Linked DNA regions of Homo sapiens: region 2 is linked to region 1. Evidence: read pairs that join two places in POLR2A ChIA-PET (ENCODE). Cell type or tissue: OCI-LY7. All regions are shown on one strand. Links, peaks and the distances in the headings refer to the core of each region. The heading gives the core; the rest is flanking DNA.

What was found. Peaks named below come from ENCODE experiments on the same cell type or tissue, not always from the same donor. Only the 100,000 strongest peaks of a DNase experiment are listed, where the experiment ranks them.
Region 2: POLR2A ChIA-PET joins it to region 1 with 8 read pairs; 4 of 35 experiments call an interaction of 5 or more read pairs at or near these places.

Annotation. Positions count from the first base shown.
Region 1 is chr5:95,838,082-95,843,456 of GRCh38, reverse strand. All of the region lies in intron 1 of LOC124901029 (a long non-coding RNA gene), which reads left to right. It overlaps LOC102724720 (a long non-coding RNA gene), which reads right to left. Exons shown (of 3, transcript NR_157807.1): 2 at 5,014-5,137. Among named protein-coding and RNA genes, the nearest start is that of LINC01554, 11 kb to the left of the region's middle. RefSeq lists enhancers at 237-346, 357-476. In OCI-LY7, for the core only: a CTCF peak has its summit at 138; a DNase peak (open chromatin) is centred at 166.
Region 2 is chr5:95,757,979-95,763,353 of GRCh38, reverse strand. All of the region lies in intron 6 of RHOBTB3 (Rho related BTB domain containing 3), which reads right to left. Among named protein-coding and RNA genes, the nearest start is that of RHOBTB3, 29 kb to the right of the region's middle. RefSeq lists an enhancer at 2,751-2,800. In OCI-LY7, for the core only: no CTCF peak of the experiment used is centred there; DNase peaks (open chromatin) are centred at 1,143, 2,343 and 2,923; H3K4me3 peaks cover 1,336 bases; H3K27ac peaks cover 2,523 bases.

The DNA.
Region 1 (5,375 bases), core at 133-5,132:
AGCACCTACTCTAGGCCAGGCCCTGTGGAAAACACATTATCAGTATATCATCTCAAATGCTCCTCCCCTCTCCTCTGCGGTGAGTCCTGTGACCCTCACCAAAGAGGAAACTGGAGGCCGGAGAGATTAAGTCACTTGCTTGCATTCTGTGGCCAGTGAGTGGCAGCCGAGGAACTGGGACTGGGTCTGCCTGGGACTGAAACCACGCTCTTCACCACCACACTGTAGTGCCTTCTGTGGGCCTCTACTTCAGGAAGCCCTTTTCCAACACGTGAGCCTGAAATCACAGAATGGTGAGAACAAACGAGGGTGCCTGGAACACTGCTCAGGAGCCCCCAAAGACTCAGGAAAGCCATTGGCACGCCTCATGACCACAAGGCTGAGTGATTTCAATCTCTATGTCTGACAACGCACCACCCCGCAACGGCATGCACGGAAGATTTATAATGGGTTTTCTTCATGTATCACCCCTGCTGGTATCAAACCAGAACCACCTCTATTTTATGTAGTGTTTCTCAACCATATTTTACTCATGTGCCCTTCTGATATGTGCAAAATTCTTACTATCACCATCCCAAATGCTGGGGTGGTCCCCAGGGATTTCTTTCCTCCCACTGTGATTTTTGCATTACTCCATCTCACCTACCAGTTCCTGTAGTTTGAATTACAAAATTCCCCTCCTTTATTTTCCACATATAAAATGTTTATGTAATATTAAATATCAGAATACATCTAGACATATTTAAAATATTAACGCCCCAGATCGCGTTGGCCCCAACCAATCAGAACTGCTGCTGGTCCTTGCCGCATGCTGCTGAACTGCAGCCTAGCATTAGCCCTGTGTATACTTCCAGGAGTCCTACAATACTTCCTGGGGGCACCTCTCCCACCACCACAACTGGGAATCCTGAGCTTGGATCTAGTGTTTCTGCTAATGTTGCTATAGAATTCAACTAGGTGAGGAAGAAACAAAAATGGAGATTGCATCATTCTCTTTCTCCTTTCTTTTATGGAAACCTTCCTCCCAACCAATTGCTTCATCATGTTGGGGTTGGCCTTGCTCTCAGTACAAGGGATGGAATAATCCAAGAGGAGTAACAACAGCCAGGTGTGTCACTGTGTGTCAGAATAATGCCCCATGTGCATTAAGTTGCTATCAAGGGGCATCACCCTTTCCTCATCTCAAACTCCGACTATGAGGATATCCAGCTGGTGTCTATATGGCAGCCACCCACTTGTTCCTCCTGAGGGAATTGCCTTTGGGTTTTCAGATCATGAGGAAATGAGGCAACTAGTTTCATAATTCCTGAATGTTGACCCAGTCCTGGAAGAAGTCAACGCCCAACTGGAACATTACTGCTCTTGCCTGTGTCAGAAGAGGAACAGGATGACATGGCAGGAATCTTAAAGTGCCTCCAACACCGCCTGTGAATCAGTACTCACAGGTCAGAGCCTTCAGGGTGATGTTGAAAGGCAGGAATACTGCTCAGCCCAGCAAAATAGCAGGGCCTAAAAAAGACGGGGCCAGAGTTGGGGGGAAGGAAAAAACAAATTAAGTGCATGTCGGACACCATCTGCTGATTCCCAAAACTAATAGGAAGGTCTTTGCAAGGATTGCCATTCTCTACTGGAAGATTCAGAGGAGAAAAAAAAAACTGTGCAACAAATGCTATATTTTTGTTCACAAACATAAGGTATATTCAATTCAATCCAATTTTATGGAGAGCCTCTGGGTCAGACTGCAGGGCATGTAAAGGTGCATTCTCTTCATCTCTCCACTAATGCACATAAGGGGAGCTTAGTCCAGAAATTTCTGGGATTCAGAGGAGGGAAAAAAACTGAAATATCAACCCTTGAGATATTTTTAGTATCACCTCAAATCTCCAATGCCTTGGCTGGGGAAACCCCAAAGTTCCCCAATATTAGCAATTCCCCAGGATTTCAACTCTCTGGGTCCTCTGACCTCAAGCTCCTGAGTACCCCCCAGGTACCTCTGAGCTCTCCAAAAGAAAACACTCACACAGAAAGGAAAGTCATGTTGGAAACTCCAATAACAGGAGACTGGTTGAATGTATGAGGGTACATTCACAAAATGGAATTGTGAGTAGCATTCTAAAAATGAGTTAGGGGTACATCTGCTCAAGGTCAATTGTGAAGTGACCAGGGCTGGGGTGGAACAGCAGCAGAAATGATACTGTTTAAGAAAAAATACATGAAGGGCATCCCCAGAAGGAGAAACGAGAAACTGGTAACAGTGGTTGCTTTTGGGGAGAGGAACTGAAGCTAGGGGTCAGGAATGAGAGGAAGTACACATTTCTATAGGAGTTTTTGTAACAATAAATCACAGCTACTTTAAAAATTTTCCAAGGAGGAATTGGGGTAAGAGAAGCCATCACATGTAAACTTTGGGGAACCAGGTTCAACTTCACTGAAGATGCCCTAGAGGAGGAACAGAAGAGCTTTAGATCCATATCCCACAGAAAATGCTAGTTATTGCTGGTTCCAAAGTTCCTTTTAGAACACCTGCTACCAGGATCTCCTCCCCTGGCTTTCCTGCATCACCCCTTTGGCTCTGTTGGGTTTTTTCATGCCATACACCAGACTTTAATTCTACCCTCTTCTTCAAAGCCACTGGATGGAAACGCCCTCCCTCAATGATCTGCTTAAACCAACAAATCTATATAGGTCGTGTGAATCACTCCACTACCCTAGAGCATAAGAATTGCCACATTTTGGCCGGGCGCGGTAGCTCATGCCTGTAATCCCAGCACTTTGGGAGGCTGAGGTGGGCGGATCATGAGGTCAAGGGATGGAGACCACCCTGGGCAACGTGGTGAAACCCCGTCTCTACCCAAAATACAAAAATTAGCTGGGCGTGGTGGCGGGTGCCTGTAGTCCCAGCTACTCAGGAGGCTGAGGCAAGACAATCACTTGAACTCAGGAGGCGGAGATTGCAGTGAGCCCAGATCACACCAGCCTGGCGACAGAGTGAGACTCTGTCTCAAAAAAAAAAAAAAAAAAAAAAAACACAATTGCCACATTTCTTAATTTCTCTAAAGAAAATTAAATCTGGCCCAGACCCCAATCACCTTGTGCTTATCCCTCCCTTGGGAAGATCAAAGAAGTCTAGAGTCCTAGAGTTTCCACCATTCAGGAACATTGGGCAGGGGCCTTTAGTGCAGCATGGTAGCCAGTGAGCTGCTTATTGTCCAGGTCCCCAGGACGATGCCCCCATCTGCAGGCTCCTCTGGTGGCCCCCACCATCTCCAGGTCAGACGAGGTCTTTGGCCCTTTCACTTGGCTCCCAGTTCCTGAGACTCCGGGTCTCATCCCTAGGTGTCCATGGCCTCAGTTCACTCAGTTCACCTGAGATGTACATCTCAACTTGGGTGCTGGATGGTGAGTGGCATGCAAGTCCCCACCACTCAAGACTGGCCACTCTCTCTCTACCATCAGAGCCAGGCCACTCCCTTCTTCTCAAAGCCTAGTTGCTGTCTCCTACCTTTCTCCAGCTTACATTTCAAAACAATATCTCCATTCTAAAAAGCAAAAGAGCTTAGTGTTTGTCCATTCCACACCCAGGACAAGGGAATCAAGAACTCAGAACACAAAGGCCTGTCTGTTCATGCTGTAAGGGGGAAGAGGAAGTTACCTGCACAGCAAAGCAACTCCACTCAGGATTAACCCACCACTCTGCTACACCCTCCTCTCAGTAAATCTTTGTGCTTCACGTGGCAGAAAATACTTTCCATAAATAAATGGGGATACACCCAAAGGGAGGTGAGGGCCGTTGTTAGCCAGGGTCCTTGAGACTCAGTTTCCTGGATTGAACGTCACGGGGAGTAAATTTCATAGTGAAACAGCACCTCACAGAGTAGGTAAACTTCCCAAGACTTGGCAGAGAAGCCTGTGTGCCAAGTGAATTTTCTGCCTTCCGGCAAAGACGGAAAAGACACCTTTGAGTGGGTTTTCCACTGAGGAAGAAAGGTCTCTAGAAGGAGCATAAGTCCAAGAGGACCCCTGGGGTTCCAATTTAGTTGTTCCGGGTTGGGGCCCAGACAGGTATTTTTAAAGCTTCCCAGGAGACTCTCCTGTGCAGACAGGTTGAAAGCTGGTTATGTAAAGGCCTAAGGCGTTGTGTTTCCTCTGTTCCAGGGGTTGGTTTCCCAACCCCAGTCTCCATTTCCCCATCGCCCAGCCTCACATCAACACCTGCTGTGTGTTCTCCAAGCTTCTATGCTCCCCACAGTCTCCAGGCCAACACGTTTGGATGCCAAAATCCCCTGATCATGTTTAGGGCCCCTTCTCCTCCTGGGTCCCCCTTGTAGTATCCCAGATGCTGAAGTGGAGGCCTCGGAACCCTCACTTAGGCATTAGAGGGAGCATGGCTGGCACTAGCCTAAACAGCTGAGACCCTTTCGCCTTGGTAGCCAGACAGGATGCAGAGGGCAGCCACAGAGTACCACAGCAGGCTTTGGGGACGCTGGAGAGTGGTGGCCCAGGGTTACCACAGCTGTGCCTTATGTCCCCATCTCCTCAGCTGGCAGGGCCTGGACTCCCTCTTCCATGCTGTCCTCCCCTCATTGTGGAGATGGACCTATTCTCACTTCTCTTCTGTTCCTTCACCAGCTTCACTTGCTGTGAGGTCAAAGATTTCATTCCTGCTACTGAGACACGTGACTGATTACTCTTGGAGCAGTGAAGTCCTGGGAAGGACATGGGGATCAGTCAGGCTGGTTTAGATTAGCCTATGTGACTCCAGGTTGCCCTGTTGGTTCTATTGTAATGGACAGGCCTGGTCCCATGGTTGGCTCCAAACCTCCCCAGTCAGCATCCTCTGTGTCAGTGTTTCCAACCCTCATTGTAAAAAGCTACCTTTCCCAGATTTTTGATAGGGGATTCAGAAGACTGACTTGTTGCCACCGCCCCGCCCCACACCACCCCTTCCTCAGCTTGCCCTGTGCCTGAGTGTTTTCAGGAATCCAGTTAGAGCCAGGCAAGCAGGGCTCTTACCTTGAGCGGAAGGACCTCGGAGGCTGCGTCGTGAAGACTTTCCATCAGGGGCTGTTGTTTTGCCCTTTGAGACCAGCCGCTCTGGCAGCATCTTAGTGGGAGCCAAGAGTCAGATGTTCCTTCCCTGTGGGATGATGGTGTCATTGTCAGAAAGCGCCCTCCATTTCTGATCATCTGCTGCTTCTGTCACAAGCAGACTGGCTCTCCCCAGTGCCAACGCCTATTCCTGCATGTCAGCTATGGCACAGGGCCTGGGGACTGTCTCACGCTCCAGCACTTAGGCATCACCAGCCACACAAAGACAGCCTGTTTTCTTCCTTCCTCCCCACTGCCATGTCACTGCTGAAGGGCAAAGACCTTTT
Region 2 (5,375 bases), core at 263-5,262, 80 kb after region 1:
ACTCACATTTCAAAACGATCAGTTTAACTTCCCCTAAATTATTTCTCAAAATCTGAAGTCTTCCTCCCCAGACTGCTGCTACCTCTCTGCAATAGGTGGGCAGCTAGTGATAACAGCAATGGTCAGAATATGAGTTCCCATGACAAGTGGTCCAGCACCCAAATTATTTACTTGCCCTGAGTAAAAAGGTAGATGTGGTCTTTCCCAAGGGTGAATTAAATCTTACCAGTTATGGGCAGCAGTGACTATCATCAGGTAGAGGAACATGCAGCAGCAACAGAATGCATTCAGAAGGTCTCAAGCATTGTCAGGGGCAGACTGGGATGCTTGAGAGCCAACTCTACAAAACCAGCCTGAGGAAGGGAGCTACTCGTCCACGTAGCTCATGTCATCGGAGCAAAATCACCCCACTGTCCTTTGCCTTTCCCTAGCCCACTTCAAAACTCTCTTCCTAGGCTCATTTCACTTCTCCCACTCTGTCAGCCTCTTTTCCTCTATGTCTTGCAAAATTCTTATTCTATGGTCAGCAAAAGCTGACCTTTTCCCCAAGGACTTCTCTTACTTGGTCTGCAGCAACTTCCTATCCAACCTCCCTGCTTCCTAACAGCCTTTTCCCCATCAAATCCATCCTATTACTCAAAGCTGGTGAGTTTTCAAAAGCACGAATCTGATCATGACATTCCAAGAGATTACACGCATCCATCCTATGATTTATAGAAGGTCCTATCTCATAAAAATATAATTCAAGAAGCCTAGTGTGGGCGGTATAGTTAGGAGACCTAGGATCCAGTTCTACCTCAGCTATTAACTACTAGTGTGATGAGTCACTTCACCTCTCTGGGTAATTCAAGACCCTTTTTTATCTGCTCTCAGTTCATTTCTTCTGATGTTTTCATTCCTGTATTCAGCACTCACCAGATGCCTTCATGGATATTGGGGAATGAGGCAGGCACATAAACACTTATTAAACCAATGAGATCAGGCAATTGCAGCCAGTCTGTACCAACTAAAACCAAATCCAATTGGAAGGGGCAGATTGCAAGTCCAGAAGCTCTCAGGCTCTTACAGCTGAGCCCTGCAGCACTAAGCACTAATGCATATCCTTTCAACTTCTCCCCACCTGGCCTTCCTAATACTTACAGTGTCTCCTGGGGGAGGGAGTCAAATGATATGTAGCATTTGCCATTTTTTGATGCTATCAACATGACATCACAGAACAAGGAAATGGGGATGATAAACACAACTGGGCTCTCACAAGCTGGTGCCAGCTCCAGCACACCACTGCTTCTTTCTGCCTTTGCTAGCTCTTTTTATGCTTTCACTGATTGCTCCCCTTCCTCCTCAAATTCTCAAAGCTGTGTAGTGTAGAAGAGCTCTATGATTTCTGTTTTTCTCTTTCTGCATGAATGCTTTTTAACTGTGTGGCCACATCCTCTTTTCCCATCTCATAAATTCTTGGGATTGTATGACCAGAAAATTTCATGTGCACACAAACATTAAAGTCAGTATAACAATGTGAGAGTGTAAGAACCCCTTAGAAGCCAATGGATCCCAGATCAATAAAATTACTCTATGCCAGTGATTATCAACCATACCTGTGTATTATAAATACCTGAGATCTTTTATAAAATACCATGAGAGGAGGTCTCATCTCCAGATCAAGTGAATTAGAATTTCTGGGCCTGAAGCCCCTGGCATCAGTGTTTTAAAATTCTCCCTGGTGACCCTAATGTGCATGGTATGCTGCTGACGGCCACTGCTTTCCCTTTAGAAATTTCAACCACTGAGTTCGAGACCAGCCTGGCCAACATGGGGAAACCCTATCTCTACTAAAAATACAAAAATTAGCTGGGCATGGTGGCGTCTGCCTGTAATCCCAGCTACCTGGGAGGCTGAGGCAGGAGAATCGCTTGAACCCAGGAGGCGGAGATTTCAGTGAGCCATGATCATGCCACTGCACTCCAGCCTGAGTGACAGAGTGAGACCCTGTCTCAAAAAAAAAAAAAAAAAAAAAGAGGAAAAAGGAAAGAAATTTCAGCCATTATCCAAACCCAGTGTTAGTGGTATGCAGGAAAGGGAACATGTAAGTATTTTTTATGTCTGCACTCATCCAATCTAAAGAAGAACATAAGTACTGTCTCTGTGTTCTTTTACATACTTATATATGTAAAAGTTACATTGTTATTTAAGTAAAAGCATATTAACTAAAAAACACCTATAAAATATCTCCATTCAGAAGATTATCTAAAAGCAAGCAAGCATCAAATAATCTAAATAGATGGAATCAGTAGCAGGTAAATCCCCACAGGCCACTGAACTGTCTGAGAACACACACAGGAAGAATCACTCACTGAAAATGAAAGTAAGACTAATTCTCAAGAGCACACTGCTGATTGGGCTGTTTTCATAATTAGAAACATTAATCAAGTCATCTTTGAGACTTTTAGGTCCTAATAAACCAGTAATCCTAAGGCTGGGACTTTCCTTTTATTTTTCCAGTGGTAAAAACATTTAACATCAGATTTACCCTCTTAGAAAACTTTAAGTATATAATGCGATATCATTAACAATAGGCACAATGTCATACAGCAGGTCTCCAGAACTTACTCATCTTGCATAACTTTACTGATTGATCAACTGCAGACAAGGGCAGGATGACATCTTGCATCACTGACTGGGATTTTCTTTAGTTAACTTCTTAAAGCACTGAATCCACTTAGACTTTTAGAGCGCATGGTATACTCATGTATACTAGGCTGTGTTTTTATGCAATACAGAAAAGGACATGCCACGGAATGATTCTAAGAACTGGAGAATGTAAACTGAAGATGAAAGCTTGCTTCCACATATTTGTCTACTCAGATGGCATTTCAATAAGTGATGTGAAACTCTAAGGGCCATCTGTGGCAGGAAGAGCTCAAAGCTAAATTCTTGAGGTTCTTACAAATACTTCACTTCCTAACCATCTGAGATCATATGACTCAAGAATGTGCAACCATAACACTGTATCAAGTATTATAAGAATGTTACAATTGTATGCCATGTAAGAATTACTCCCTGAAGACCAGGAAAGGGCTGGCTTCACTTATCACATTACTCCTCGTTCCTTAGGATTAGTAGTTAAGTACTTATACATTATGCAGTGTTTGTTGTTATTCAATAGAAAACTAACGTATACAAAACAGATATACCTTGACTGTGTCTACTGAATCAAAAATTTGAATAGGAATAGATAGGTGTAAAATGTTAACCGGACTGTTGTTAAACAGGTCGCTCCTAAATAACGAACCAAATGTTCATGGTGACATAACACACACCAAATTTCAAATTCCTAAAGGTTAAAAAAAGCATGTTATTTAAAAAGAATTAAGATATTCTTTGTAATCTGGTTCTTTAAAAAAAAAAAAAACAAGGACAGGAGATAGGCTTATTATAACTCTCTAGCCCGTGTTTGCTCAAGGCAAATATTCCTGAGCACATGATGGAGTTCAACCTCTGCTTTACCAACCCATCTGATGGGAACACAAACAAACAACTCCTGTCTTCAATGGTTCTCTAGCATAACCCAAGGGCAGACCACAGCACTTCTGTGGGAAAACCACTGCATAACTGTGCCTTAACACTTGTATTCTATTCACAGGTTTAAAAATGTTAAAACAAAAACAAAACAAAACAAGCCTGGCCCATTTACTGAAGTCTCTGAGAAAAACGTAGGTTTAAAATTTTTGTTTGATTTGATTACAAAATACATTTTTTCAAAAACAGTGTCACTTATTCATACACAAACAAATGACTAGAGGATCAAACAAAGCAATAAATGTTTAAACATTTTCTGTTGATAGTGGAATCTGGGTAAATTTTTTTCTCTTAATTTTCAGCATTTTTCAAAATTGTCTTTTCTGTGCAAATACAGCTTTGATATCTCTTTTTAACATAATGTAAATGAAACTTTTCCTTGAGCCAGAGGTTGTAATCTGTAAATAATTAAAGAATAATAAATAGATACCTGCAGAACCAGTTATTTTCCCTTTTCCTTAACCAGCATCTGGATCTCTGCAGCCCCGGGTCAATGGCCCGTGCCCCTGCTCAGACCAGACAGCACCTCCGGCTTTGGCCGTGACGTACAAGGAGAGATCACAGCCGAAATGGGACGGGTCAGTGTCAGGTTAAGAAGCCAGGACTCTGAACTGGTTGAAGACCTGTAGCTCAGCAGGCTCTCCACACCATCATGCCTGCCTGCCCTCCGATCCCTATTCCAGGCTTACTTAATTTCCACCCAACCACTAGGCATCCATTTTTCCTCGCGTCAGGGACACACAGGGCACTGAGAGCCCCAGTTCTGAATAGCACTGCATCAGTCAGCCTTACAGCTCACCCCATTTTTACTTTGAATCCTAAGCTGTTAACTTGGTAGCCTTCCTGGGCCTCTGCACTGAATTCTAGGCCCTAGTTTGCTGGTTTTGGCTGGTTCCCAGTTCTTCCAAAAGCAGGTATTCCAGCTGCTTCTGGCAGTCCAGAGATCCAGCACCACCTCGGAGACTACTGGAAATGCAGAATCTCATGCCCCACTCCAGGTAACTGAATCAGAATCTCCACAGGAACAAGATCCTCAGATGATCTGCACACACTTTAAGGTTTGAAAAGCACTGGTCTAGACGATGAAGGGCCAATGGCAGGGCCACCCACTGTCTGAATGTTGGCCTTCCTGAGGCTGATCGCCAGAGTAATGGGACCTCCTGATTGAATGCCTGTCTTGGCCGCACTGTTCCACCCTGCAACCACAACCAGAGATGAGCTTTCTAAAGCCCAGTCTGATCATGCTTAAAACTCTAGCACAAGTCTAAGAGCAGCAGGAACAGCTTCCACAGGCCTTGCCCACCTCATCACCCACCAGCCATCACCTTTCACTCTACGCTCCAGCCATGGGAAACGGCCTGTGATCCCTGGAAAGCAGCAGATACCTAGGATTACACTTTTATTAATCAAATGTCCCCAGAATATTAATCTCTTTCAAACAGTATCAGAATGAGTGCATAAAAAAATTACAACAGGTAAATGACTCCGGGGAAAGGGTCTAGGGTAGAAGGATAACTTTTTTCTTTTCTTTCTCTTTTTTTCCATCTGCCTGTATTAATTTTGCAATTAAATAAAGCACTCCCCCTAGGAGAAAGCTAGGCAGGATCAGCCACTGGAGATACATCTAGCTATTTTACTGCTACTATGTTAAAAAGGATATAAGACGTCAGAGTGCTCATATGCCTTTGAAAGTAGTCAATAATAATTGTGGAAGCCTACTGAATAATTCATGTAATTTCAACAGAAAATTATCATACAAAAGTCACATCCCTCACAGTTCCTTAAACATATGATTAAAA